Regions from separate parts of the Homo sapiens genome. Here all the other regions are linked to region 1. Evidence: chromatin contacts called from ENCODE Hi-C or POLR2A ChIA-PET data. All regions are on one chromosome and are shown on one strand. Each heading gives the region's core, a stretch centred on a gene start or an enhancer-like site at or near the end of the contact. The rest is flanking DNA. Distances are from core to core; before and after follow the strand shown. Region 1 overlaps MLLT3 (MLLT3 super elongation complex subunit). Region 2 has its middle 140 kb from the start of SLC24A2. Region 3 has its middle 210 kb from the start of SLC24A2. Region 4 overlaps FOCAD (focadhesin). Region 5 holds the start of FOCAD (focadhesin). Region 6 has its middle 18 kb from the start of MLLT3.

The links. A loop is a pair of places that touch in the nucleus more often than their neighbours do. ChIA-PET counts read pairs that join two places held with the same protein, here RNA polymerase II (POLR2A). Pooled maps may share reads with other maps.
Region 2: a map of adrenal gland shows a loop between it and region 1 (3-fold over the local background). The contact joins two enhancer-like sites. A Hi-C loop is called at or near these places in 59 of 168 maps with a recorded cell type or tissue (A673, CD4-positive, alpha-beta T cell, CD4-positive, alpha-beta memory T cell and 34 more), 37 of 37 single-sample maps with no recorded cell type and 47 of 50 pooled maps. POLR2A ChIA-PET finds 5 or more read pairs at or near these places in 4 of 52 experiments (T-cell, activated CD8-positive, alpha-beta memory T cell and activated T-cell).
Region 3: a loop to region 1 is called in a pooled map, with 11 times the contacts of the local background. The contact joins two enhancer-like sites. A Hi-C loop is called at or near these places in 10 of 37 single-sample maps with no recorded cell type and 12 of 50 pooled maps. POLR2A ChIA-PET finds 5 or more read pairs at or near these places in 2 of 52 experiments (IMR-90 and activated naive CD4-positive, alpha-beta T cell).
Region 4: a map of naive thymus-derived CD4-positive, alpha-beta T cell shows a loop between it and region 1 (2.9-fold over the local background). The contact joins two enhancer-like sites. A Hi-C loop is called at or near these places in 2 of 168 maps with a recorded cell type or tissue (A673 and naive thymus-derived CD4-positive, alpha-beta T cell) and 2 of 50 pooled maps. POLR2A ChIA-PET finds 5 or more read pairs at or near these places in 2 of 52 experiments (PC-3 and PC-9).
Region 5: a map of PC-9 shows a loop between it and region 1 (13-fold over the local background). The contact joins the promoter of FOCAD here to the enhancer-like site in region 1. A Hi-C loop is called at or near these places in 17 of 168 maps with a recorded cell type or tissue (CD4-positive, alpha-beta memory T cell, Caco-2, Calu3 and 13 more), 24 of 37 single-sample maps with no recorded cell type and 34 of 50 pooled maps. POLR2A ChIA-PET finds 5 or more read pairs at or near these places in 6 of 52 experiments (AG04450, HEK293, T-cell and 3 more).
Region 6: a loop to region 1 is called in a pooled map, with 4 times the contacts of the local background. The contact joins two enhancer-like sites. A Hi-C loop is called at or near these places in 7 of 50 pooled maps. POLR2A ChIA-PET finds 5 or more read pairs at or near these places in 3 of 52 experiments (BJ, WTC11 and activated naive CD4-positive, alpha-beta T cell).

Annotation. Positions count from the first base shown.
Region 1 is chr9:20,354,791-20,359,131 of GRCh38, forward strand. It overlaps MLLT3 (MLLT3 super elongation complex subunit), which reads right to left. Exons shown (of 11, transcript NM_004529.4): 9 at 18-89. The region is part of intron 3 of LOC124902129 (a long non-coding RNA gene); the gene reads left to right. Among named protein-coding and RNA genes, the nearest start is that of MIR4473, 54 kb to the right of the region's middle. Within about 2 kb of position 1,726, at least 11 of the 41 ENCODE cell types and tissues checked have a DNase peak (open chromatin) inside an H3K27ac peak, as active enhancers do; they include PC-9, adrenal gland and heart right ventricle, where a contact is called at or near this core.
Region 2 is chr9:19,924,143-19,928,483 of GRCh38, forward strand. It overlaps a transcript of SLC24A2 not described here. Among named protein-coding and RNA genes, the nearest start is that of SLC24A2, 140 kb to the left of the region's middle. RefSeq lists enhancers at 2,009-2,303, 2,229-2,338. Within about 2 kb of position 2,294, at least 3 of the 41 ENCODE cell types and tissues checked have a DNase peak (open chromatin) inside an H3K27ac peak, as active enhancers do; they include adrenal gland, where a contact is called at or near this core.
Region 3 is chr9:19,997,126-20,001,466 of GRCh38, forward strand. It overlaps a transcript of SLC24A2 not described here. Among named protein-coding and RNA genes, the nearest start is that of SLC24A2, 210 kb to the left of the region's middle. RefSeq lists an enhancer at 2,175-3,374. Within about 2 kb of position 2,091, at least 4 of the 41 ENCODE cell types and tissues checked have a DNase peak (open chromatin) inside an H3K27ac peak, as active enhancers do.
Region 4 is chr9:20,698,995-20,703,335 of GRCh38, forward strand. The region is part of intron 1 of FOCAD (focadhesin); the gene reads left to right. Among named protein-coding and RNA genes, the nearest start is that of MIR491, 15 kb to the right of the region's middle. Within about 2 kb of position 2,239, at least 4 of the 41 ENCODE cell types and tissues checked have a DNase peak (open chromatin) inside an H3K27ac peak, as active enhancers do.
Region 5 is chr9:20,681,813-20,686,153 of GRCh38, forward strand. It overlaps FOCAD (focadhesin), which reads left to right and starts at 2,447. Exons shown (of 44, transcript NM_001375567.1): 1 at 2,447-2,481. FOCAD-AS1 (FOCAD antisense RNA 1) reads right to left here and starts at 2,938. Exons shown (of 2, transcript NR_121601.1): 1 at 2,756-2,938; 2 at 1,490-1,729. RefSeq lists a silencer at 2,050-2,749 and an enhancer at 2,149-2,889.
Region 6 is chr9:20,638,016-20,642,356 of GRCh38, forward strand. No RefSeq gene overlaps it. Among named protein-coding and RNA genes, the nearest start is that of MLLT3, 18 kb to the left of the region's middle. Within about 2 kb of position 2,601, at least 2 of the 41 ENCODE cell types and tissues checked have a DNase peak (open chromatin) inside an H3K27ac peak, as active enhancers do.

The DNA of each region.
Region 1 (4,341 bases), core at 476-2,975:
ACAGACTAGAAACCTACCTTGTCACATTCACCATTCTTTATTTGCTTATCTGATTTGCTTTGCTTTATTGGACTTTTCACTTCAAGAATCTAGGGATCAAAGAGAACGCTGTGTTAAATTTTATTTCAAGCATCTCTTAGCTAACCAGCCACCTAAACAAAGGCATCCACTGAATGAAATGTACAGTAACATTTGCTTTCCAAATAGCATTTCTTTTCTATACATTTTCCTTCTTCTCTCTAATCTTATTTTCCTTGGAAAATGAATTACTTAGATCTGAAATGCTGAGTCAGAAAAGTAGAACTAAAAAAAAAAAAAAAAAAAAAACAACACAGTTGATGATAAGGAAATTGATCTAAGCTTCCAAGGCTGCTTCTCTTTTGCGACAACACTCTCACCATATGTATAGCAGCTGAGTTATACAGAGATTATAGTTCCCTCTGGCAAGAATTTTTTTCCTATTCATTCTGCTGTTTCAGCATGACTACTAGTGTTCAGTATGCTAGGGATGATAAAAACAAATACTCAAATGCCCTTTTTAGTACCTAACTTTCACATTCTAAAATTACTCATATGCACAAAACTGATACAGCTTTGGAAATGAAGATGGCCGACTATCTTCTGTGTTTTAAGAAATGATGTGTTTACCCTTGGTAAAACGCCAAGTGCTTTTCCTTTTATCTGGACTGATTACAACTTAAGTTATGAATAGCTTTACATACTGTATAGAAGCTTTGGTGGGAAGCTATGTTTCTACTTAATAAAAAGGAGAAGCAAATTATTATTTAATAAATGCAGCTGATTTCTTTGACAGCATCTTCAAAACTGAGGATTAAAAGGGAAGTATTTTTAAATGGTCCTCACTTGAAAAAGCTTGAAACCACTAAATTTATAAATGATGAGTGCTTACACATGTGTATAAACACAAAAAGCAAAGTAATTTGTCTTTTTCATTATAACTCATTATGAAGTGAGTTGTTATAACTGGAGACTAATATTAAAGGAGGAAAATGCCAAATAAAGGACCTAATTTATCTTAAGAGGTTTTATATTCCTACTGTTCTCTTTACCCATTCTGTGCCCTAACTTAGTAACACTTCTGTCCACAAGTTTACCACATTCCGTAACATAAAGATTTTAAGAATGAGTCCACTTTTAATCTGTAGTGGCAAGAGCACTGATTAGGCTCAGAAGCCCAAGTTCAAGTCCCAGCCTTATTATTTAATATTTTTGGACCGCAAAGGATGAAATGGGAGAGATGAACAAGATAAGACCCAGATTCCCATTCAGCTTTAACATTTTTTATTACTAATAAACATTTTACTGGATGAGGATAGGAACATGACATCCTGGAAAAGACCGAATACTCCTGAAGGGGCATATTTTTATTTTAATTGAGAATAATGCACGAGTAAAAAGTGTCCTTTTAACAGTCTTTCCTGACAATCATGCTTTTTTTCATCATTTTTAATATGAAGATAACCAAATGACTAATTTGACCAGGCTAACTTAAAATACAATACTTTTGGCAACACAAGGAAATTACGTATTAACAGAGGCAAGGCAATCGTTTTTAACATGCTCCACTGTAAAGGAAACCAAATACTCCACTACATTCAGAATTTCCTCCTCCATTGTTGTTGAAAGTGAGATCTCAAGGGAAAAATCAGCGCTGAGACCTAGGAGCAAGTAGGTCAGTAGATGGCACTCCTCGCCAACTCAGATACTGGGCTGGGCATGCAGAGACAATCCGCTGAGATTTCAGGCAAGAAAAAAAGAAAAAAAAAGTGCCTGCCTGCTTGACTTGTGCATTACAGAACTGAATTTTGTTCCCATCATATCCCGCTGCCTCCCACGATCCCCTCCTCCAACTCCTGTACTCTGGGTGTTGAAGTGACTTGAGGACGCTGTATTTGCAATAGAACTTTGCTAACTAGGTTTAGAGAGTTCTGCCACCTTTTCTTCAAAGCAGAAAATAGAACATTTGGACGCTGAAGTCCCACCCCACACATTCCGTAAGTGCTACAGCACAGAAGGCCAAAATACATTGAAATCCTAGTTTCTTTCTTCTGAAGTTGCAGTGGCAGGAACAAAAGCTCCGGGTGTCAGTGACCCGCCTCAAGTTACTGAGTGGCTGCCCAGAGAGGGCTCAGTTAATCTTCCTTCTTTGATCTCTCCCTGCTCCAAAATAAACAGCTTTGTCAAAACCTCATTCTGAGAGAGCTGAGCCCTGCTGAAGACAATTGTTTTATTTATGATCATTTCTTATCTTTAGGGAAACAACTCCAGAATAAAAAAGTACAACACCTTGTCTTCCACAGGCTTATTTTAAACCAGTTTAACTGGATAGACTCTTTTTAATTTCATTCAACATGCCTTGCAGGCTGATAGGTGATTTATGATATTCTGAATATTAACCCGGGTCCAATGGATCACTTCCTTCCTTCAAGTCCTTTCTCCCCTCCCTCCCTGCCAAGCTTCTGGCTAAAAAAGATGTGGTATTTTGTTTTTGTTTGAAATTCACATAAGGGAGGTTTGGAGTGAAAAAACCATCTCTGGTTGAAATGACGCAACACTCTTTATTATTACCTATTAAATTGTACTGAGAGAAGCAGAGCTACCTAGACTGCCTAGCTACTCCATTTATAGATACAGCAGTCTCTGAAAATAGAAGAATTGTGGTTTAGTAGCACTTTTGTCTTTAATCTGAGAAAATGTCTTGACAAACGTTCAAGATTATATTTTTCTGTATCACTTTATGAAGAATGACAACTCAGTTATTCACAGATGGATTCTCTACTGATAGATCTTTCATACTAATGACAGTAGCTCCCAACAGTACTCAGGTTAATTACTTGCTTGGTTGACGTGTGACTCTATGTTCACTTTTATTCAGTATGAAAATATTTGACTCCATTAGTACTTCCCCTCTTCTCTAGTCCCTGGAAGATTTGAGAAAAGGCAATGGACATTTCAGCTTTGCCTGGTGCTTTATCAAACTCAGAGATCATTATCAATTCATAGAGAGAGAACAGGCAAGGAGTATGGAAGGAGGAAACTCAAGAGTGTTCCCATTTCGGAGTTAGTCCTTCCAAGTATGTTCTCAACTCTTTATTAATCGTGAAAATTCAGATTCATACTCTTTCTCTATCCCTGTCTCTCTCCCCCTACTTTTCTCCCTCCCTCCTGCGCACACACACACACACACACACACACACACACACATTCAAATACGACTAAAAAGTCATTCCAGAGTGAAATTTAGTTGACTTTTAGATTTTTAAGAAATTTTTACTCTCTTATACCATCAACATAGAGAATTAAGATATACTAGTAATTTTTTTTAAGTCCCAGAAGCTTGACTTAAAGGGATAGCATCACACCTGACCCCAGTGCAAGTGATTTGAGGGGCTAGGAAACCAATACTAAACAAGGTTTAAGAAACCTTTACTTGTCCTCTCGGCTCCAAGACATAGCTCTAAGAAGGTAAGCCCTCCTGTGGTATATATATTTCCTAACCCAGACTAGCTAAAAGTGGAAGCATACGGACTTTCTTACCATGCTTACAAGTGCATGGAGAAAGTGACACATAATACAGTATTATTGGCAGACTGATGATTCACATGTGTGAAGCAACACTTGCCAAATAAACACGCCAAGGAACCAGGAGTATGCTACTTAATCAGATAAGGTAACTTTTACCCTCTCCAGATAGACGATACTATTCGTTTTTGGTTTTGTTTTGCTAGACAGGTAAAAAACAGTCTGACAAAGAGTCTAAACCTTTCCCTAAAGCCAAGGTCTGTTCAAGACTGCCCATTCAGGAAGGGCTTAAGTGAAGCCATAAGGTTTGAAGGGCATGAAAGGTGCTTGCTGGAGTTGCATTCCCTAGCAAGCCCACTTTTCACTATGATTGGGAGAGATACTGAAGGAGATGAGTGAGGGGCACAAAAGCAGAGCCTAATGCCCTACACTCCTGGCCCTGCCACTGCTGTGCCCATGACGTATTGTAGCTCTCATATACCACCCACTGGATACAGAAATCAAGCTGAAATATGCCTAGGTTGGATTTAAAAATATCATCGGCTGGGAGCGGTGGCTCATGCCTGTAATCCCAGCACTTTGTGAGGCGCATGATGAGGTCAAGAGATCGAGACCATCCTGGCCAACATGGTGAAACCCCGTCTCTACTAAAAATACAAAAATTAGCTGGGCGTGGTGGCATGCACCTGTAGTCCCAGCTACTCGCGGGGCTGAGGCAGGAGAATCGCTTGAACCCAGGAGGCGGAGGTTGCAGTGAGCCAAGATCGCGCCATTGCACTCCAGCCTGGGCAACAAGAG
Region 2 (4,341 bases), core at 1,044-3,543, 430 kb before region 1:
CTTTAAGGAACATGGATATATACCCAGTTGGTTCAGGCAATGGGTGTTACTATCAAACTGTTTGCAGAGGAGTAAGGAAAACAAAAATGAGAGTAGCCAGGATGTCCTTCTCAGTCAGCTGAGATGTGACAGCTTGTTTAGGGTGGTTGTGCAATTTCAGATGTGTCATCCCCAGCCTCAGATATCAGTGTTTCTCTTTGCTAGAGCTCTACCATTATGGCTGCTTTTGGGGGAGTCCACCACCCCATTTCTCCTGCAGTTACCAGTTACCTTATTCCCTGCTTTTCCCCTTTTCTTGACTTACACCCCTTGTGGCTTCTAGAATGTCATCTTGGTCAGGTTTCCATCACTGATCTAGTCAGCTGTGTCCATCAGTGGGATCAGTGCTTCCAGATATCTACCCAGCAGAAGCCACTGAGGGTGTGGCTCCTCCTCAAGAGCCAGTAAGGACCCCATGAGGGTGTGACTCCTCCTTAAGAGCAAATAAGGATCCCATGTCTTATGGCTCAAAATAAATACTTTTCATTGCCTGCAGATGTTAATTTCCTAAGGTTAGGCCCAGGGTGAATAAAGGAGGAGAAAAGAAGACTGAATCTCTGAGGGTAAAACACAGGACAAAGTGAAATGACTTCTTCACCAAAGTAACCACCAAACTGCCTAGCATCTTCCTGCTCTCCTGTCTCTGGGAGAGTCTATTGTTTGCCCCATAATTACTATCCTTCAGCTCATTTGGCTCTTAATCATGCCTTTGAATGCAGCACAGACAGAATGAACCCAGCTCTTCTGACTGTTCTAGGCTCAGTACTCTTGAAAGTCAGGCTTCAAGTAGAGTCAATTCTAAGGGGTCTTTGGCCCCAGAGCAGTCAATGCATCAAAGTGGAATTTTCTATAGCATGCTTGGACCCTTGGCATCCAGCACCAAAGTAAAACACAGCTTGCCTTACATAAGGGAGCCTACATTATCACTCCCAGAATAACTGGTGACCCCACAGACCTGCACAGATGTGCTGTAGAACAAACAAACATCAGACGTTCTCTATAAGGACAGGTCTAGGCTGCACCTTTATCTATATCCAGTCAAAGATATATAGATTTATAGTGACCCAGAAAAGAATGCAGAGGAACCTGGAGAAAGCACCCTGCTGCTTAGATCTACAAATTTTGTTCATCTCATATATATAGGCACAGACAAAAAGGAATGTTGACAGGCTGTATTTACTTGATCTTTTTGTCATCTCTTAGAATCTAATACATGTGAAAATTTTGGCATAGGTAAGCACAATTACTTGTGGTAGACATATATATTTGTGAAGCTGTAACTCCTTGTGTATATATGTTTTATTCTTTACACATTAGTTCTTGCTGCCAAAAAGCTCTACATTTTATAATTCAATCAGCCAACACCTGTACCAAGATTTGGTCACTGGGAACTTCAAATATTTCGTATTTGAGAATGGGGAAAGAAAATCTGCAGAAAAAAAAATTGACCAGAACCTGCGTCATGTATTTTTCACAGGAAAGCTAATTATTAGAGGAGGATAAAAACCTGAGGTTCCCTGACTAGGGAGTGGAGTCTAGACAAGGGATCTGATGTGACAGGGTTCCTTCTCTATCCTCTTCAAAATGTAAGGAATGTTTGGCTTCTGGATTGTGTCAGAAAATAGAAGTAACAAATAGTCTTTATTCATAAAAAACTGGCTTTTCCTGACAGAGATTTTAATCGTGTGCTACACACGTGAATCCTTTTTAAAGAAATTGCTAGGGGCTGGGGAATTTCCAAGCCAACCTCCATTAACCTGCAGATTGAGCAAGACACACATCTGTTCTTTAATTGCACAGTATTTCGAATCAAAACAAACAAGCCCTTCCACAGAAAAGGGCCTGTTTTCCTGGTGATGGTTTTGGCTCGAGTTACCCTTTGTGTTGAGTATGTCTACTCTTCAGGCCATAAGGTAGCGATCTCACCGACACCTCCCTGTGTCACGATTCCCCTTAGTAGTCTGTGCTGCAGTCACTAAGCATGACCACTAGATGGCGGGAGAGGACTGAGTTGAGGTTATGGCGGCGGCTCCTTTCTCCCTGCAGGGTGGGAGGAACGCTGTTGTCTCTTTTTCTTCCTGCCCCTTTGTTTGACTTCACCATTCTCTGTTTCCTTTTCGCTCCGCTGTAGTTACGTGACTCACCTTTCATTCAGTACCTCCCTTCAAGGAAAGCCCTGTCTCCTGTCCTTGGACTGGGATCACACAGAGTTCTTGGGATGACCCTGGCTCTCCCGCGCCAGCCGCTCTGCTGCCAAGCGCAAGCATTCGCTCCCAGATGCTTCGCCCAGTTCTTTGCAAATGTCATCCAATCAGTGTCCAGGTGTTCACGGCTCATCACTGGCTTACTGCTCTGGTCTACATAGCTTGGGACATTGCTGTTTATGCAGGTATAAAAAAAAAAAAAGAAAAACAAAAGAAAGAAGGAACGGCAGCATCACAGAATGTGAATCAGAATATTAGTCTGTGGTACTGGGAGAGAAAAAGAAGATTCCCCAGAGAGGATGAAGACCAAACAGACTGCAGACCTGCCATCTCTCTACACTGCACTTGGATTGGCCATTTGCTGTATGCACCCGGGAAAAAAATTCAGAGGACCATGCTGTTGTGATAGCTGACCTAAAGACATTCTGGAGAGCACATGAGTTTGATTTTTACAAATGACTTAATAATCTGGGGGACCAAGCCAGGGCTGCAGAGTCTGGAAGAGCCCCCGCCAGCGGTGAGCAGAGGAGGAGGAGACCCAGAGTCAGGGGTGGTAGAGGAACGGGGTTTCCCAGGCCTCTTTTCACAGCAATTAGAGGTCTGTGTTCTCCTTGAGGCAGGGGCGTAACTCCCACAAGTGTTAATGAGATTTAACGAAGAGAAAGGGAGACTCCAGAGCTGCATTTCCAGTCGGGGCTTCCACAGCAGCAGAAGAGGACAGAGTTCTGCTGCTTCCAGCCGGACCTGGCAGAGAGTCCTGGAAGCCTGGACCTTAGCATGTTACCTTCATCAGCAATTCCACACTCCAGCCGGCATCGTAAGTCCCCAACCTGTGGTCGCCTAGCCCCTTCTACGAACCTTGTGAAGAGAAGCTGCCTGTGCCTTGGGCTAGAAAGTTCTCTCGCACTCTATCCAGTGCTTAAGCTCGCCTGCCTAGGTTTACATCCCAGCTCTGCTGAGTTTCCAGCTAAGCCTAGTTTCCTCCTCCAAAAAATGGAGATAATAAATGGCACCTACTTCACTTGCGGATCTAATGAAAGTCAAGAGCTTAGCACAATGTTTGACCATATAAAGTACCTCTGAGTGATGATGATGATGAATTTGGGCCTAGAATTGACATCTTAGTCATATGAGGCAGAACCTAGTTCTAAGGAAACACACCTCAGTGCCATGATAGAAACATTTCATCATGAAAACCTAAGCAGTTGTGCAATGAAAATCCCTGTCATTTACAACAATTCCCCCACCCCCCACGTACTTGGGATAAATTAGAACCAGGATGGGCCAAGTTTCTCGTCTCGCCTCCTCTTTTCCTCAGTGGCAACCGTGTGATTTATGGCTCTGACGGGAGAGCCAACCAAACTCAGTTGTTTCAGCTGATTGTCCCCGTGAGTTTTCAGGTTGATGTGAAATCCAATGGGGTGTGAACTGAAACCCAAGATCTCCTGAAAGCCCCATGCACTAAGCTCAGTAAGGGACCAAACCAAACCAAACCAAAGCTCCCTCCCTCTTGCCTGGCACTCCTGGAGCTCACAAAAAGCCTGCCACTTGTGAGCCTGTGTGCCTGGAAGGGTCTGCTGCACCTGGCTGGGGGCCCCTGGGCCATTGTTTTCCTGGCAGCAGCAAGGAGGCAGGTCTTCGGCTCACTCCTGGAGCTGGCCCCACACCAGCGACCTCAGAAACCAGGCAGGCTTTCATCCTGGGGTCTCCTAGGGGTTGGTTACACAGAGAGAGTGAGGCTTTGTTGGAAGACTCTCAGAGGCCTGGCCAGGTTTTCCTCTCACAGCCAAGAAGCAGGTTCTAGTTCTTTCCAAACCCTTGATACCTTCTAAACTGAAAAGCGGCTGCCCACTCAGAATTTGGGCTAGGCCATGGAGATGCTAAAAACCTTATCTTTTAAAAGGGAATTGTTACTGTCTCTCTGAAAAGACTGCAGGGTTTCTAGGAGATTCTGAAATGATGTATACAGCTAGAGTCTAAAAAGGTGGAAGGAGAGGTTTCTGGGTAGGGGGTTAAAAGTGTAAGCTCTGGAGGCAGGCAGACCTGGGAGCAAGTCCCAGCTCATACTCTTCATAGCTGAGTGACCTTGAGAAAGTCA
Region 3 (4,341 bases), core at 841-3,340, 360 kb before region 1:
ATTTTCCTCAAGACAAGAAGAGAGATTTAGAACTTAGTCATCACAATTTTACTGTTTCTTCTTAATAATTTTTGGAATCTGGTCTTGGTGCTAGATTTGCAATAATCAGACTAGGTGTGAGTTTAGGGAACCAGCAAAGCAGGGGCACAGAAAGAAAGAGAAAGAGAAAGAGAGAAATTAGAATAAAGATAATTCCAGTACCCATTTAAGCTTTATGTCACCTCAAAAAGTAAGTTTACTTTACAGTTTGATACAACTTTGATTTTGACTTTCATATGGAAGTGGACGTACCATATTAGTTTAGGTCATGATACCTTTTACATTCTTAAGCTATTCCTTGGAGTGAGGAACTGAGGTCCCCATTTGTGAGCCCAAGAAGATCAGAGGAGGTGGTCAGGATCATTCAGCACACTCTCAGCAAGTGTCAGACTCACCCAACAACAGAAAGGGAAACCCCAGTCACAGATCCACTATTATAGAAGGGGAGAGGTAAACAGAGAGAATTTACTGAGTGGTTAGAAATGATTCCACTCATGAAAAAACAGGCGTACAACAGCAGCTAGGAGTGAGCAAGACAAACTCCAGTCTTCAGAATTACACACAGATTCAGCTCTGTTGAGATCTTACTTGATGACATGGTTGGACTCAGGCAACACATTTTATTTGCCAATGAAACTGTATTTGGATAAATAGTTAATTTGCCTGTGTCCCTCACTGCAAAAGAGAAGCTCTTATTTCCTTCTCAGTTTGAATCAGATTTGAATCAGAATTTTATCAATAGAAGATTCAGCATTAATTTTCTCTGGCTCTTTCCAATAGGCCCTCCTAGTTACTATCTCTTAGTTCATACCTGGCATCCTTATATTTTTGGGAAAAAAGCCAATACTATTAAGGATAAGCCATACAATAATAAAAATTATATTAATAATAATGCATCTCTCACTATTTAGCACTTACTCTGTGCCGGAAGCTGTGGTAAGTAATTTACATTCATTGTCTCAATTGGTCTTCACAATGAAACAACAAAATCTGTAATTATCATTTTCTCCATTTTAGAGATGGGAGATTGAGATTTAGACATGGCAGGGCTAGGATTCAAACTCTGGCAGATGAACTCTGAGTGTGCCCCTCTTCAGAAATGGGTCTTCCATTCAGACCCATTCAGGGGTTAACTCAGCCTGAACTCGCCCACACATACCCTGTTTTGAGCTCAACTTCCTTCTGGCAGCAGTACTTCCTGAAGCCTGTCAATGATTCACTTCCGGGTCACCTCTACCCTCTGTGAGCCTTGTGAGACATTTTAAATGCCAGAGCCACATTCATTCATTGTAGCTCCAGCATTTCTTTTCCTAGGGACATGCTATTTTCATTAGGATTAAAACAGCCCCCAGCAATAAATATTAAAAACCTGCCCAGTGAAAAGAGCAGCTTCCTCAGAAGCTTATGAGGATTAGAATTTTTAAGCAGGCCCCGCTTCCTATGACCACCCCTCTTCTCCATCCCTTTGTGTGCTCCCACATGGGTGTGCTTTCAGCATCAATCAGATTTGCTGTTTTGCTCAAATCCGTTCATACTAATTGTCTGCCCATATTGCTGTGTGCTCTGGACAGAATGGTCTGGGAGAAATAGAAACTCACTCCTTCTCCCACCCCTGGGGGGATTCAGATTTTGTGTGCTTGATCTTTGTTGGTGGCAAGATAAAAATGCTTGCTATACATAGCAGCTTTCCTCCTTCATGTTCAACGGCAGCCCTGATGATGGGGGACCTCAGCCATCCTATTTGTTCTAAAGCCACCCACAGAAGAATCAGACCAGCAGAAGCCAGAAATAAGCTAGCTGGGGCTGCAAGTCTCTTTGTGTGTGGTGATATAGCAGAGAGACTTGGGAAAGTCAATTATTTTCAGTATGAGTTTTGGTTCCACTGCTTCATGGTGTAAGATGGGGATCCCCAATTTGTTCATCTGTAAAATGAAGATGCTAATGCCTACCCACTGGGGCTATTGGGAGAATTAAAGACCTATATAAAGTGTTTAGTGCAAGACTTGGAGCAGGGAGCCACGGCTTTGCCTGTCACTCCTTCGCCTCCCTGGCTGGAAGCCTGAGTAGTAGGTGAGGCATTTATTATCCATGTTCATTAACATCCCTGAAGACTTGTGGTTCCTGTATTGAAAACCACACTGAGTGTTCCCAGTTAATTGGGTGTCCTTGGGCCTGAGTTTCTCTACACAAATATATGAGCTTGGGATTTTTAAAAAGTATACAGTAATTATATTCTTGGACAAATGGTACCTTTTCTAGAAAAGCACAGAGAATTCTTTCAGCACTCAGGGCTAGGTAGGAATTGCTTGATGTATGGGTAGCAACTCATAGTAACTAATGATTTACAATAAATACTCCAACAAAGAAAAGTCTGAGTAAACTCTATATTTCATCCTCATGGCAATGAGCTACAAAAGGTTTGCATTTTAAATCAACTGGTGGTTGTACCCCAGAAGGATGTGGTCTAAATAGATTTGTGTGACAGGGTAATTACTCATCACGGAAAGGATCCCAGCTGTCATCATGGTTTCTCACTAAGCAGTCAGTGAGTGAGCAGTTATGGAATTACAGGGCTGACCTCCTGTGTCCTGCCTTACAGTCATCCTGAGCCAGAGTCACAGAGTTTCATCAGGGGGACCCAGGAGGCACAAAGCAGTCAACACCCATGGCTGAGAATCAAAGTCTAGAAGGGGCCTGTTTTCAACCTCTTCATCCGGGTCACTGGTGGCAATTTTGCCAAGTGACTAAAGAGCTAGACTAGGAGTTCCCCAGTTCAGGGTCTTAATGGCCTGAATGTTCAAGACAGTGTGGAGAGGTTCAGAGACTGCAGTCTTTGGGGTTACACAGACCTGTGCTGGAGTCTCAGTCTTTGGGGTTACACAGACCTGTGCTGCTGCTCACTTTGTGATCGATCTGCAACTAAAAAACCACATTTCTCTGATTTACTATTTTTCTAGCTGTAAAATGGAGGTAATAATTCCTACTTTAAAAGATTTTAAACTAGTATGTATGGAAATGGTTGGCACTTAATGAACATTATTATTTCACCTTTTGAAGTACCATTAGGTGCCAGAAACTGTGCTAAGCATATTACATGGACTTTGCTCATAACAGTTCCCTATTTTATGGATAAGGAATTGGAGGAATCTTGCCCAAGTAGCTAGTATGCAGCTAGTTAGTAGCAGAGACAGAATTTGACCTAGGCAGGTTGGATCCAGACTGCCCTATAATCATCAGAGGGTGAAAACATACCTTCAACTGGAGTTTCAGAGACTTTTGTGCCAGTTCTTGATAAACATTGTATAGGTATAAACTCTATCTTCAAAAAGTTTATCCAGTCTCATTGGAGGACAAGGGAGAAACATCAGAACACAAACGGCCCTGAGAATAGACCACCTGGCAACAAACAATAACTGCTGTAGGAGCTCAGTGAAGATCAGGAACTCACGACACATGGATCTCTTCTCCCGCAGTCTCCATATCTGCCACATTTTTTTGCACTGGAGTTTCTTATGTGTCAGTGTTATATAATTTTAAGGCTCTGATTTTGAACTAAAGAATGGACCCCAGTTTTGCCTTAAGCATAAAGACAGGAAATATACATGCCCTAGAGACTAAGTTAACAGTAAAATGTGAGACTGTTCCTCCTCTATACACAGAGAAAACTTTCATGGGAAAAACAGGATCACTGTTGAGACAGAAAAGTTATGTATGAGAGGGTGTGGAGGACGGAAGGAGGCAGGAAGCATAACTTGGAATTATTGCTTTTTAAGCTTAGAAGGGTCATCTGACCCTAATGGATAGTAAGATGAATATTATCTTGGTATCCAAGAGCAAAGATCACGTTTTGAGGCCCTTTCTCTCCCCATCCATTGCTCTAATGGGCCCACCCTCACTTTAAAAATAAACAATCAAATGCAAACGTGGCAGTTGCATTTTGTGGGCCACAAAGGAGAAAGTTAAAGCCTGGAGGATCAGCACTTCGTTTCTGATGGCAGAGCCTGCATTGTCCCTGCTGCGCCACACATCCTGTCCTCTTAGATCCAGCAATGAGTGGGCTGAGGATAGGAGGGAGTGTGCATCCACCTTCCTGCAAAGCTGCAGGTTTACCTGTGGAGAGTGCTCTGCATGCCTCACAACGCACCCTCTCACCCTCCTGGCACTCTATTTTGGCTCAGGTCTGCATGGAGAGAAGGGAACTGTCCTGCGGAAGAAATCTGGAAGGGGGTTAAGCCTAGCAGGAAGGGGAAGAAGCCAAGGCAACCAATTAATTTTCCTTTGCTGCTTAAATCATTCTCGCCC
Region 4 (4,341 bases), core at 989-3,488, 340 kb after region 1:
ACCCAGACTGCCCACCACAGAATGATTTAGTTTTTGGCTTACCTCAGACTTTCAGCTTCATGGTGCTAAAGTTCCCTATGAAATTAGGTATGGTAGGTGGGACTTGGGGAGACTTTTGTGGTTCTGGGAATCATACTGGTTCTACCTTATTTGTGTGGCTTGTTCCTGAGCTGATCTGATCTTTGATAACCTTTCTATCAGTTTGGAAGTAAGCCAGATTGGGAGCAATTTCTTAGATAGTGTTTGAATTTGGGCTGAAAGGCAGAAGTAGTCTTTGAGGGTGAAATGAAACTCTTTTGAAGATTGGCTTTATTGTAAGTTGCTGGTCTTTGGAGTGGCTGTTGCTGTTCATCTAGTTGGTCATTTACTTAAAACAGAGTGTTGAAAAGTTCCCTTAGGCCTGTATGTATGAAAATCATATATACTAGTTTTAACATTTGTGAAATTAAAAAAATCATGAAGAGCACCTGGGCGCAGTAGCTCATGCCTGTAATCCCAGCACTTTGGGAGGCCCAGGTGGGTGGATCAGGAGGTTGGGAGATTGAGACCATCCTGGCTAACACAGTGAAACCCTGTCTCTACTAAAAATACAGATACACTGGGCATGGTGGCGGGCGCCTGTAGTCCCAGCTACTCAGGAGGCTGAGGCAGGAGAATGGCATGAACCCAGGAGGCGGAGCTTGCAGTGAGCCGAGATCGTGCCACTGCTCTCCACCCTGGGCTACAGAGCAAGACTCCGTCTCAAAAAAAAAAAAAAAAAAAAAAAAAAAAAAAAAAAAATATATATATATATATATATATATATATATATATATATATATGAAGAGCTACATATTACATCTTAACCCCTTCTTCGTTCTCCTCCTCCTCCATGTTTGTTTAAATAAAATTCTTAAACTAACTTTATCTGAAAGACATCCTACATACTGTACTCTGTCAATTGGATGTCAGCATTTCACCCCAAGATCCTCTTCTGATTCTTGAATATGCTGCTTGATATTTCCACGCTAATATGAAATGATTTACTAATGAACTCCTGCCCAGGATGATTGCAAACGTTAACTAATATCTGATTATTTAGTACCCTATAAGTAAAAACAGCCATGAGTAATGCTAGCTGTATAATAGAAGATTAGTAAATGTTCCTTTTTTTTTTAAAGAAATTATTTAAAATTCCTTTTACCCCAATGGGAAATACACAGAGGTGATACTGTGGGTTTTTAAAGGATTGTAATAAATAGCAGATTAAGCACATAGCTATGATAAATAATAGCTGTCAATGGAAGCATTCATGTAAAACTTATGTTGTATTAAAGTAACAAAGACCCATTTTCCATCTCTATTAGATTCAGCTGGAAACAGTGAAGAAACAGTCTTGTTAGCTTTTACATGTGTTCTTTGATTTTTTTTTTTAAAGAAAATGTACCAAAATTTATGACAGCATAATGAAATTTTACTGGTGTAGATTCTGCTGATTTTGGATTTGAATTTGGCTGAAGTTCACCTTTGCACTATCTACACAAAAATGATTCGCCTAGTTAAAAAAAAAAAAAACTGGGAGTTTAGGATGTGTCTAAAAAGAATTATCATCAATTCCTAAATGTGTTGGTTACTAAATTCAAGTTACTGTATTAATTTGGACATAAAGTTGTTTAAACATTTATTTTTCTACTTCTGGCTGTTATTTATTTTGGTCTTTGTTTCATGAGTCTTAATTAATGAAAAAGATATAGATTCCTCTCTATTTCTTAGTTTCTGTTTTGGAAAGTTTATCTGAAAACAAAATAAACAGTGGAATCCTGATTCTAACATTTTTGAGACTGTTAGGTACTGTGCTAAACACAATAATTCAGCAAACATTTATTAACTGCTTATTCCATGCCAGACCCTGAAGGGGGTGAACAAGAAGCTGCTTCTCTTAAGAAATCCAAATGTCCAGGGTAATAATGCAGCAGGCTTGGTCAGTGGGGACCCTTCCCACTTCTGATTCTTCTTTACTGGCATCTGAGCAGGTGCAGCTGCTATATAGATGGAAACTAGGCCCTTCAGAATGAGACAAGAATGTCTTGAGGAGTGATTATAACCCTCTCAGAGCTGGAAGGGACATTAGAGACTGATCTTAGCTCTCCACTTTGTCCTCTCAAACCATATCCTCATATTCCCTCTGCCTGGAATGTGATGCCAAGTTTTAGTTCAAGCCCTGTTTTCTGAGGCAGCTGCAGGAACTGAGAAAGAACATGCATTGGCTTCCTTTTGATCTTCCTGCTTCTGGACATTTCTTCCTGAGCGTTCCAATATTATTTCAAGCCCTGTTTTTACAAGTGAACTCATGCACACACAAATTTCCCTGTCTCATTGAGCTGTGTTTTCACCTGTCACATGGTGAGGTTTCCTGCCAGCTAAGTACTCATTTGCAGTGGCATTGCCATCTGTGTGTGTGTAGTGTTTAAGCAATCATTTGGGTATATAATTGCTTTAATTAATTTTAGTGATTATTTACTTATTTAAAAAAACAGAAAATGTAGATGTGAAAGTGTTGATATCAGTGACAAGAAGTATAGATTTACTACAGATTGACAATTGTCGTGATGGAAGTGGCCAATTGTTATCCTTTGTTACCTACTCATTGAACTTAAACTGAACAGTCAATGATGAAATAAAGGCATATAACCAAAGAACATATACAGATGTGGGAGATGTATTGCTGGTGATGGTGCCACAAGGATGAAAGTTAAGTTTAGATAAACAATTTTTATGTTTTGTGCTCTGGGCAAGGAGTAATCCTTTAATATGTAATGTTTGCGCATTAGACTTGATTACCTTTTTAGGATTGCAGTATATACAAAGATACAAAGCTGTTTGCATATGCTGATAAGCTGCTTTGGGAATTTGATTTAACACGTATGTGCAAACCCAGGTAATTCATTTAAAGATTTATTTGATTTCCTGAGATGCAGCAAAATATAATGGAAAAAACAAGGTATTAGATTCAGACTCAGAATAATAACATTTAAAAACCGTTTGCTATGTTCATGGCTCTGAGCAAAATGCTTTAATGGATTATCTTAATTTAGCTTTAGTTTTTTAACTTTATTATTGTTATTGTTATTATTATTATTATTATTAGCTATAGGGCATTGTTCTGTTGCCCAGGCTGGAGTGCAGTGGCATGATAATAGCTCACTGTAGCCTTAATCTCCAGTGCTCAAATGGTCCTCCCACTGCAGCCTCCTGGGTAGCTAGGACTAAAGGCATGTACCACCATGCCCAGCTAATTTTTAAAATTTTTTGTAGAGATGGGGTATCACTATGTTGCCTAGGTTGATTTCGAACCCCTGGCCTCTAGTGATCCTCCCGCCTCAGCCTCCCAAAGTGCTGGGATTACAGGCATGAGCCACCGGCTGCTTGATGATCTTAGTTTTACAAAAACTTTAAGTCAACTGTATCTATACTTTATTAAAGAGTGGTTAAGCATGTGAGATCTGGAGGCAGACTGTTTATATTCATGCTTTTGCTTCTTACATAATTAGGCAATTAATTTTGACCTCTCCTTTCCTCACTTGGTTTTTCATATGAAGATAAAGTTAATAGTAGTACTTATGTCATGAGGTTGTTTTGAATATCGAGTGAGAGAATACGTATAAAAAGCTTTGACAGTACCTGCCTGGCACATGGTAAAATTCTCAATAAATCCTGGCTGTTAATACCACTGTATAACCTCAGGCAAGTGACTTCTTCCCTGAGCTCCTATTTCCTCCTGTGGGAAATGGAGTTAATATTTACCTCAAAGTTGTTGTGAGGATCTCGTGGAATTAGTTAAAGTGTCTTGTGGAGTGCTTAGCACATAGGAGATGTTTAATCCAATATGGTATTCCAAATTCTATGTTATGCTTTGCATTTATTCAGTTAATCTTTATTGAATAGGTATTTGTTATATGCTGGGGAGATAGTGGTAAGAGCTGAGATCGTGCCACTGCATTCCAGCCTGGGCAACTGAGCAAGACTCCATCTCACAAAAAAAACAAAACAAAACGGTCCCTGCCTTAAAGAGTTTGCATTTGGGGAGGTGGGGGTGGAGTAGGGAAGCAGAAATAAGTAAATGACAATCATTTGAGATTGTGATAAAAGCTATGAATGGTACAATAGTGGGTCACTGCAGTGGCAAGTAGGGGACTATTTGAGGCTATGGGGGTGGTGGGGGGATAGGGAAGGTTCGAGGGAACATGTGAAGGGAGAGAAGAAACAGCTTATTTGAACAATTGAACAAGTCAAGAGCACTTGAGGCTGAGGGGCCTGAGAGTTCTAGACCCAGATGTCGAAGGAGCTGAGGGTGTGGTTGTC
Region 5 (4,341 bases), core at 1,197-3,696, 330 kb after region 1:
CCCATGGACTTCCAGCTTAACCCTAGATCTGCAGTAAAAGCAGTCAAATCGGTTCTAGGCTCCAAGTTTAATGGTCAAGTTTCTCAATCCTGCCCAAAATCTGAATCTAGGATAGGTGTCTGCTGTGGCCTACATGTTTGTGTCCCCCAAAGTTAATGTGTTGAAGCCTAAACTCCAATGCAACAGGATTAAGAGGTGGGGCCATTGGGAGGTGATTAGGTTATGAGGACTCCTGTCGTGCCCTTATAAAAGACGCTTCAGGTAATCTATTTCCCCTTCTATCCTGTGATGATACACAGAAGGCACCATCCATGAGGAATGGAACCTCACCATATTCCAAATCTGCTGGCACCTTGCTTGGACTTCCCGGCTTGCAGAACTGTGAACAATAAATTTTTATTGTTTATAAATTACCCAGTCTAAGATACTTTGTTATAGCAGCCTGAACATAATAAGACGGTGTCAAAAGTAGACTCAATATCATTCTTTAAATGGGCATTTCCCTGTGTGTTCCTAAAACCAGGCTTTCTACAACAGAGGCAGTACGTTTACTCATTGAGCACCAGGGTGCTTGGATTCAAGTTTTGGCCTGGCCATTAGGTAGGTGCATGACCTTGGTCAAGATGCTTCACTTGCTGTACTTCAGGTTCCTTATTTATAAAATGTGGGTAATAACTGTAACTGCCTCATAAAGTTGTTCTGTGGATTAAATAAATTTATATACTTAGAACAGCGCTGTTTACAGAGTTATGTGTTTAATTATAATTTTGACTAATGAGCCTCAAGAAATATAGGAATAGAAGAAAAAATATTAAAATAGTCCTAAAAGAAATACTGGTGCATTTGGAAGACTGAAAGAGAGTATCATCAAAGTCCATAAAAAGGGAATTATAAGCCTTATAAAACTCCTTTGAAGCAAAGGATAACAGAGGTTGAATAACTTTAAGTAGGTTCAATATTGATTGATTGAATGATTGATTGTGACAGTCTCACTCCATCAGAGGCTGGAGTGCAGTGGCGCCACCTCGGCTCACTGCAACCTCCGCCTCCCGGGTTCAAGCGATTCTCCTGCCTCAGCCTCCTGAGTAGAGTAGCCGTGACTGCAGGCGCGCAACCCCACGCCGGGCTAATTTTTGTATGTTTTTTTTAGTAGAGATGGGGTTTCACCACGTTGCCTAGGCTGGTCTTGAACTCCGCCCTCCTCGGCCTCCCAAAGTGCTGGGATTACAGGTGTGAGCCCCCCCACCTGGCCCCAAGATTAATTTAGATAAATTCTTAGAGGGTGAATGCATAGTTGGTTATTGGGAAAACTGTTAACGGTCTGTGATACATAATTACTTTTCTGAGGTGATGGGGAACCAAATTCTTCCTACAAATGAGAAACAGAACTTCTTGTCTACACATTAAAATGACTTTGGAAACTTAGAAAAATATCAATGTCAAGATCTGGCAGCAGACCTTTTTCAACCAAGTGATGAGGCCCAGGCACTTGTTTTTTTATTTTTATTTTTTCCTAAGGGTGCCCCAGGGTTTAGAAACAACTAAGTCAGATATTTTTAGAGTAATTTGTCTTAACTCTTTCATCTTGCGTAAAATTTCCATTCTGTCATCCACAACCGGAATTCCACTCCGTCATACCAGTCTCTCCTCGTTTTTTTCTGCTGGCTCTTTTCAGCGTGTTTCATCGTGGCTGCTGTCTGTCTGTTACAGCCTTCTCACGTGGGAGCCCCTGCCCCGCCCCACGAGAAAATACATGTTTATCATTCAGTAAGTATTGCGCAAAATCGTAACAGAATAATTACTCGCGCCAATTCCCCCCAGATTAGATCAGCAGAAACACTTGGGCTAGAACTACCTCAGGACTATCTAACAAGTGGATATACCACAGTGGCGTGGAGAGCTGCAGTGTTATGTGTTGGCCAAATGAAGTAAAGACACCAAGTAGCTATTAGGCGAAGAACGAAGCGTCTTCGCGGCAAGTCGGCTGTCTGCTTTAAATTTTCTGAATCCTTAATGTTATCAGTATTATTTATTTCCCCCGAGAAACAAAATCTCCAAATACCAAGAAGCTGTTCTGTATTGCCAAAAGCTGCATAGGGGCAGGCTGCCAACAGGACTACCCGGGCACGCTGCAGTGGCATCTCTAGGCAGTTTCCTTTAATCTGATTTTCCTTGGGCTAACTCCTCACTGCGGTGCTGCTCCACAGCCAGCCCCCGCGCGCAGCCCTCCCCGCACCAGCTCGGCTGCAGAGCGCGGGTCCGCCGCCCACGCCGCCTTTCAACCGCAGTGCGCGGCCCGGGCCTTAGACGCGCGTGCGCGCGAGCCGGGGAGGGCGGGCCCCAGCCGGAGGAGGCGGAACAGGGCCTCGCGATATGCAGCCCATTGGCTCTCTCCTGCAGTCCCCGCCCCCGGGCGTTCGAGGCGGCGGGGCGGGCCACGTCAGGCAGCCGGCGCTGGGCTGAGCTTGTGGCAGAAGGGAGGTAAGCCGTGCGGGGCGGCGGGCTGCCACCGCTGCACCCCTGCTCGGGAGCCGCCGGGTCGCGCCGCCTGCGGCCCGGTCGGCTTGCATGGAGGGCGGCTGAGGCCCTGCGGGGCTGGGGCTGAGCTGGGAGACGGGGCAGTGGAGCATGTGGCGGCAGGGCCGCGTCGCGGCGAGGGGCAGCCGGGAGGGGGCTTTTTGCCCTCGTCCGGTCCTGCTGGGGCTCTCAGCTTCTGGAGGACTAGGCCTTCTGAGGTTACGGAGCTCCGAGATACCTGGGCAGGGCTGGCTGTGGTGACTGCGGTGGGACTTAGTGGGATCTCGACTCGGAAGCCGGTCGGCGCGATCCTTGCATACTTAGCTGCAGCAGGTTGCAGTCGTCCCACTCTCCTTCGACCGGTTCCCTAGTTGGGGGCAGAGCAGGAGATTCTGGCCGCGTCCTGCCTGGCCTGGGGTGACTGTCTCCTTCTCATTCCCGGTGACTCACTCAGATCATGTCCACTTATAATGCAAAGGCTTATGGGTGAGCAGGGCCTGTTTTCAGTCTCCTAGTTCTCTGGCTCCGTCCGCACTTGCGGCAATTACTTGAAGAAAGAGTATGTTAGATGTATGTTTTGAAATTTTCGCAGCAGCTAACGCGTGGAGACGTGCAGTTATGTTGCATTTACCCTTCATGAGTTTTAGTTTCAGCTGTGGCGTCCTGATATCTCAGTGTGGTTCCTGAATTTGGAGCTTTTGAAATGAATGAAATCCTGCCAATTTCATGCAGTCATTCATTCATACATTCCAAACTTTTTTGATGGATGCCTTAATGGTCAGCCTCATACCAGGTATTAAAATCGGCATTTCCTGCGTTTTATTCCAGTTTATATGTTAGTTTTATTGTCTAGATTTGAGTTGGAAATTTTTTTTTTTTTTGTTATTTTCAGGTTCTAGTATCCCTGAAACCATCGTGGCTCTGAGGGTGTAATCCTGATAACTGTATCAGTAATGACTCCAGGTTTCAGTGGCCTATCTGTAAGAAGAGGAATGGGATTAGTATAATTTTGAGATTTTCCAGGAGAGGAGGGTAGATGGCATGTTTCCTGAACTGTGTTAACAGGAAGTAACTATTTTAAAAACACAGGATGCATTTTATGATTATGTTTTACTGTGTCAACGAACATTGTATCTGTCCACATTCACTTTTTGACTACCAAGCAAGTGCATGTTTACAATTTTGATTCACATCCAATTCCTGCGTAGAAAGCACTGTGACTCATCTGAATTTTGAAATGAAGTAATCATGAGCTTTTTAATGTTACATACAAAGGTATGATATTGAAACAATTGCATAAAAATGCAATTTTCAAAGCATTTTCACTTGCTTTTATAGATTAGTGGAAGCTAAAACCTCTGCCTTGATTATTTGCTTACTTAATCAATGTTAGGTAGTTACCATCTCTTGGCTAATGTTTATCAATATTATATCTATTTTAACATTTGTTTCATTAACCCCAAATTTACTGGATTTTAACTGATTGTTGTCTCCAGTTGACGCCTGATAACCAAAAGGTTATCAGGAGGAGCTGGAGGAGGCGGAACACAGCCTCGCGCCCTGTAATAAATAGTTTGAAATCAAAATTTTCATGGACGTATAACCAGAGTTTTTCATTTGTTGATTGATTGATGGTGCTTACCGGTAAATCGTTTGGCCTTTTTCCCCGTTTAAAATGATTTATGAAACAGTCTGAGACATAATATTCTTAGCTTCATGATACTTTTGGGATATTGTCCACAAGTGATTAGTTGAATTAAATTGTTAATATCACTATTAGGAGTTTGGAAAATTTAAGAAAATATAACTTCTTAAAATTTTGCA
Region 6 (4,341 bases), core at 1,351-3,850, 280 kb after region 1:
TGGGGGGGCACTGAGAAAGGAGAAGGTATGGCAAGCTCAGTAGCTATACTTATTCTAAGGTCTGACTGAAGGAAAGTGTTGGGAGATGAGGAATCTCCTCAGAAAGGGTATTCTGTTCATGCTCAACAGATTAAGAGTTTTCTATGCCTGACAAGAAACCACTGAAAAAATTTGAGCAGAGGTATGATATAATCAGATCACAGTATGAGAATATTTGTCACAGTCCTCAGGAACGTGCCATGCAAAGCCATGGTTACTGGCAAACTAGTTATTAAATGGACCAGAAAAAGAAAAACAAAACATTGAAGAGCTCTTCAAAAGGGAATATGAAACCAATGAAAACGATGAAAATATTTAAATATATGAAACAACATAAGTCAAAAAATGTTAAGGCTGGGTGCAGTGGCTAATGTCTATAATCTCAGCAGTTTGGGAGGCTGAGGTGGAAAGATTGCTTGAGGCCAGAAATTAGAGACCGCCCTGGGAAACACAGAGAAACCCCGTCTCTACAAGGAATTTTTTTTCTTTTAATTAGCTGGGCATGGTGGTGTGCACGTGTAGTCCCAGGTACTCGGGAAGCTGAAGTGGGAGGATTGCTTGAGTCCAGGAGTTTGAGGTTACAGTGGGCTATGATAGTGCCACTGCACTCCAGCCTGGGTAACTGAATGAGACCTTGTCTCTAAAACTAAAAAGCAATAAATAAATAATAAATAAATCAATAAATAAATAAAAAGAGAAAATAAAGATTTTAAACTATGTAAGCTAAAAATGTACTTAAGGATGAAGAAGAGATAGTTCACAGAATGAACAAATTCTTGACCTCAATACTGATCCAGTAAGGATCAGGGAGCATGCATTTTCCAAACTGTCTCCAACAATAGCAAATAATGGTCAATGGCTGGATATTCTAAACCAATGTAAAGTAATGTATAGAAAAGTCATAAGGACTGGCTTTTGGTCTCTGATTGCCTCACTAAATAGCACTTTATTTTGTTTTTTATTTTAAAAAGTAGAATGAGATTTGTTTTAATCCTTAGCATATATGTTTATTGGGCTTTCTGCAGGTTATTGACTTTTTTTTAGAGACAATCTCACTCTATCCCCCAGGCTGGAATGCAGTGCTGTGATCATGGCTCACTGCAGCCTTGAACTCCTGGGCTCAAGTGATCCTCCCACCTCAGCCTCCCAAATAGCTGCCACTGCAGGTGCATGCCACCACACTCAGCTAATTTTTTAAAAAGATTTTTGTAGAGATAGGGTCTTACTATGTTGCCCAGCCTGATAGGTTTTTATTTATTTATTTACTTATTTATTGTCATAGGGTCTCACTATGTCACCCAGGCTGATGTACAGTGACATAATCATGGCTCACTGCAGCGTCAACCTCCTGGGCTCAAGTGATCCTCCCAACTCAGCCTCCTGAGTAGCTGGGACTACAGCCATGCACCACCACACCTGACAAATTTTTGTATTTTTTGTAAAGACAGGGTTTTGCCACGTTGCCCAGGCTGGTCCCAAACTCCTGAGCTCAAGCGATCTACCTGTCCCAGCCTCCCAAAGTGCTGAGATTACAGGTGTGAGCCACAGCTCCCAGCTCCAGGCTGGCAGGTTATTGACTTAAAATTTCAATTTTTACATTCTTTCCTAATGTTTCATCACAGTTTATTTTCTAAAACTGATATTCTATATATGGTTTTATTTAGTTTAATACTTGTTCATTGAGAAATATTTCTTGAATGCCTATTTTTTTTTCCTTAGGCCCTAAGGAACCAATAATTAATAAAGACAGATGGACAAATCTGGCTGCTGTCTTTATGGAGTTTACAGTCTAGTGGAAAGCAAACAATTATAATGTTATATGTGTAAAGAACATGACAGAAACTCAGCTTGCCTACCCAATATTTATTCGCCACATCTTTCTTGTGAAGAGAATCCCAGCTTAGTTAGGGGTAAGCAACATGCCCAATTGTAGCAGATTGTATTTCCCCAAAATGGCCACAGTAATATTTTGTTTTTTGTTTTTTTTGTTTTTGAGATGGAATCTCAGTCTTGTCGCTCAGGCTGGGGTGCAGTGGCACGATCTCGGCTCACTGCAACCTCCGCCTCCCAGGTTCAAGCTATTCTCCCGCCTCAGCCTCCTGAAGTAGTTGGGATTACAGGCATGCGCCACTACATCTGGCTAATTTTTGTATTTTTTCAGTAGAGACGGGGTTTCACCATGTTGGCCAGGCTGGTCTCAAATTCCTGACCTCAAATGATCCACCTGCCTCGGCCTCCCAAAGAGCTGGGATTATAGGCGTGAGCCACTGGGCCCAGCCCACAGCAATATTTTGGTCCACTTGCTCTTCCATACCTCGCCACCCCCAGATCAAGTTGTAAAATCGACTTCTCTTCCCCTTTAACCAGGCAGACCTTTGTATTTTCCACAATGAATAGAATACAGCACAAGTGATAATGTGTGACTTCCAGGTCATAAAAGGCGATATGGTTTCTACCTCAGTCTCTCTTGGGACCCTCACCCTTGGGACTCAGCTATCGTGGTGTGGGAATCCAAGAACCCACATGAAAAGCTCATGTGTAGGTGTTCTAACCACAGTTCCAACTGTGTGAGTCTTCTTGGCCGGCAGCCAGCAACAATTGCCTCTAGGCTGATGCCAAGTGAAGCAGAGACAAGCTGTCTCTGCTAAGCTTTGCCCAAATGGCCTATTTGTGAGAAAAACACATTTTCATTCTAAGCCATTAACTTTTGAGTTGGTTTGTTTCACAGTAATAGAAACCTGGAAGATCTGCTTAAAAAATTGCTTTACCCAGCCTTCCTGGCAGATTGGTTAGGCATGTGACATAATTTTGACCAATGAGATAGAAAGAGAAGCCCATGGGTGAGGCTTCTGAGAAAGACTCAGCAGATACATGACTGTAAGATCTGGACCCTTTGTTCCTCCTTCTGCCTACGGCGCAGTGACAGCTAGAGCTCCAGCACCATTTTGTAAGAATGAGAACAAGAGCCACACTTTAAAGATTCCAGGACAGACATGTAGAAAAGGTGCTCAGCATTTTTAATCATTAGGGAAATGCAAGTGAAAACTGCAATGAGAAATCATTTCACACTTCTAAAAGGACAAACATTAAAAAGATTGACACACTAGATTTTGATGTGGATGTGGAACAAGTAGAATTTGCATACATTTCTAGTTGGAGTATAAAATAATACCAATCTTTGATAAACTGTTTAACAGTTTCTAATAAAGATAAAAATATACCTATTCTATGATCCATCTGGATTCAACTTCTAGGTGTTTATGAAACATAAAGACATATCTTCACAAAAAGACTTACGTAAGAATGTTCATAGTAGATTTATTTGTTATAGGCCAAAATAGGGAATAGTCCGTATGTCCACCAATATGAAAATTGGTAAAATGGATAAATTGTGCCACATATACTACATTGGAATACTGTTCAGTAATAAAATAAGAATGAACTACTCATATATGCAACAACATAAATGAATCTGAAAAACGTTATGTTGAGCAAAAGAAGCAAAATACATGAATATACATATACTATCTGATTCTACTTACATGGCATTCCAACACATGCGAAACCAATGAATTGTGGTAGAAATTAGAACAGTAACTGCATTTTAGAGGAATTGACCAAAAAGGCACAAAGGAATTATTTGGGGTGCTGGAAAAGTTCTACTTTGGAAACCAGTTGGGATATTGGTTACCCAGAGGTATACAGTCATCAGAATTCATCAGACTACTCACTAAGTTATGTATACTTTACTAGATGTATATTATAAAACATTAGTTCACTAAAAATAAATATGGTCATACTTTTCAATGGCTTATTTACTAGTGAGATCCACTGAAAGGAGCTATGACTTAAATATTATTGATTTGCTGTGATAGCTAACTTACAGCAGCAATGTTTAAACTAATACTAGGAATGAAAATATTTTGGTGACCAGGTCTCACCTACAAGTAAAATACTATCTCCAATTCGTTTACCCAAAACAAATATATTCTATGTTCTACATCAAAACATGTTCAACATGTTTTATTTCTCCTTTTCCCAAGCTAAGATAACCATAACAAGGTTATTTAGGCAAATCCCCATACCAGCAACTGACAGGGTTTCTTGATAAAGGTGATATCTCAGCTGAGATCTGGGTTACAGAAGGATTTATCAGCCAAAAAGGAAGAGAGAGAACAGAAGTAAAATGAAGCCCCAGGGACAAGGGAAAAATACACACACACACACACACACACACGCACACACACAGGAGAGAGAGAGAGAGAGAAAGAGAGGTGGAGAGACAAGCAGGCAGTCAGAAAC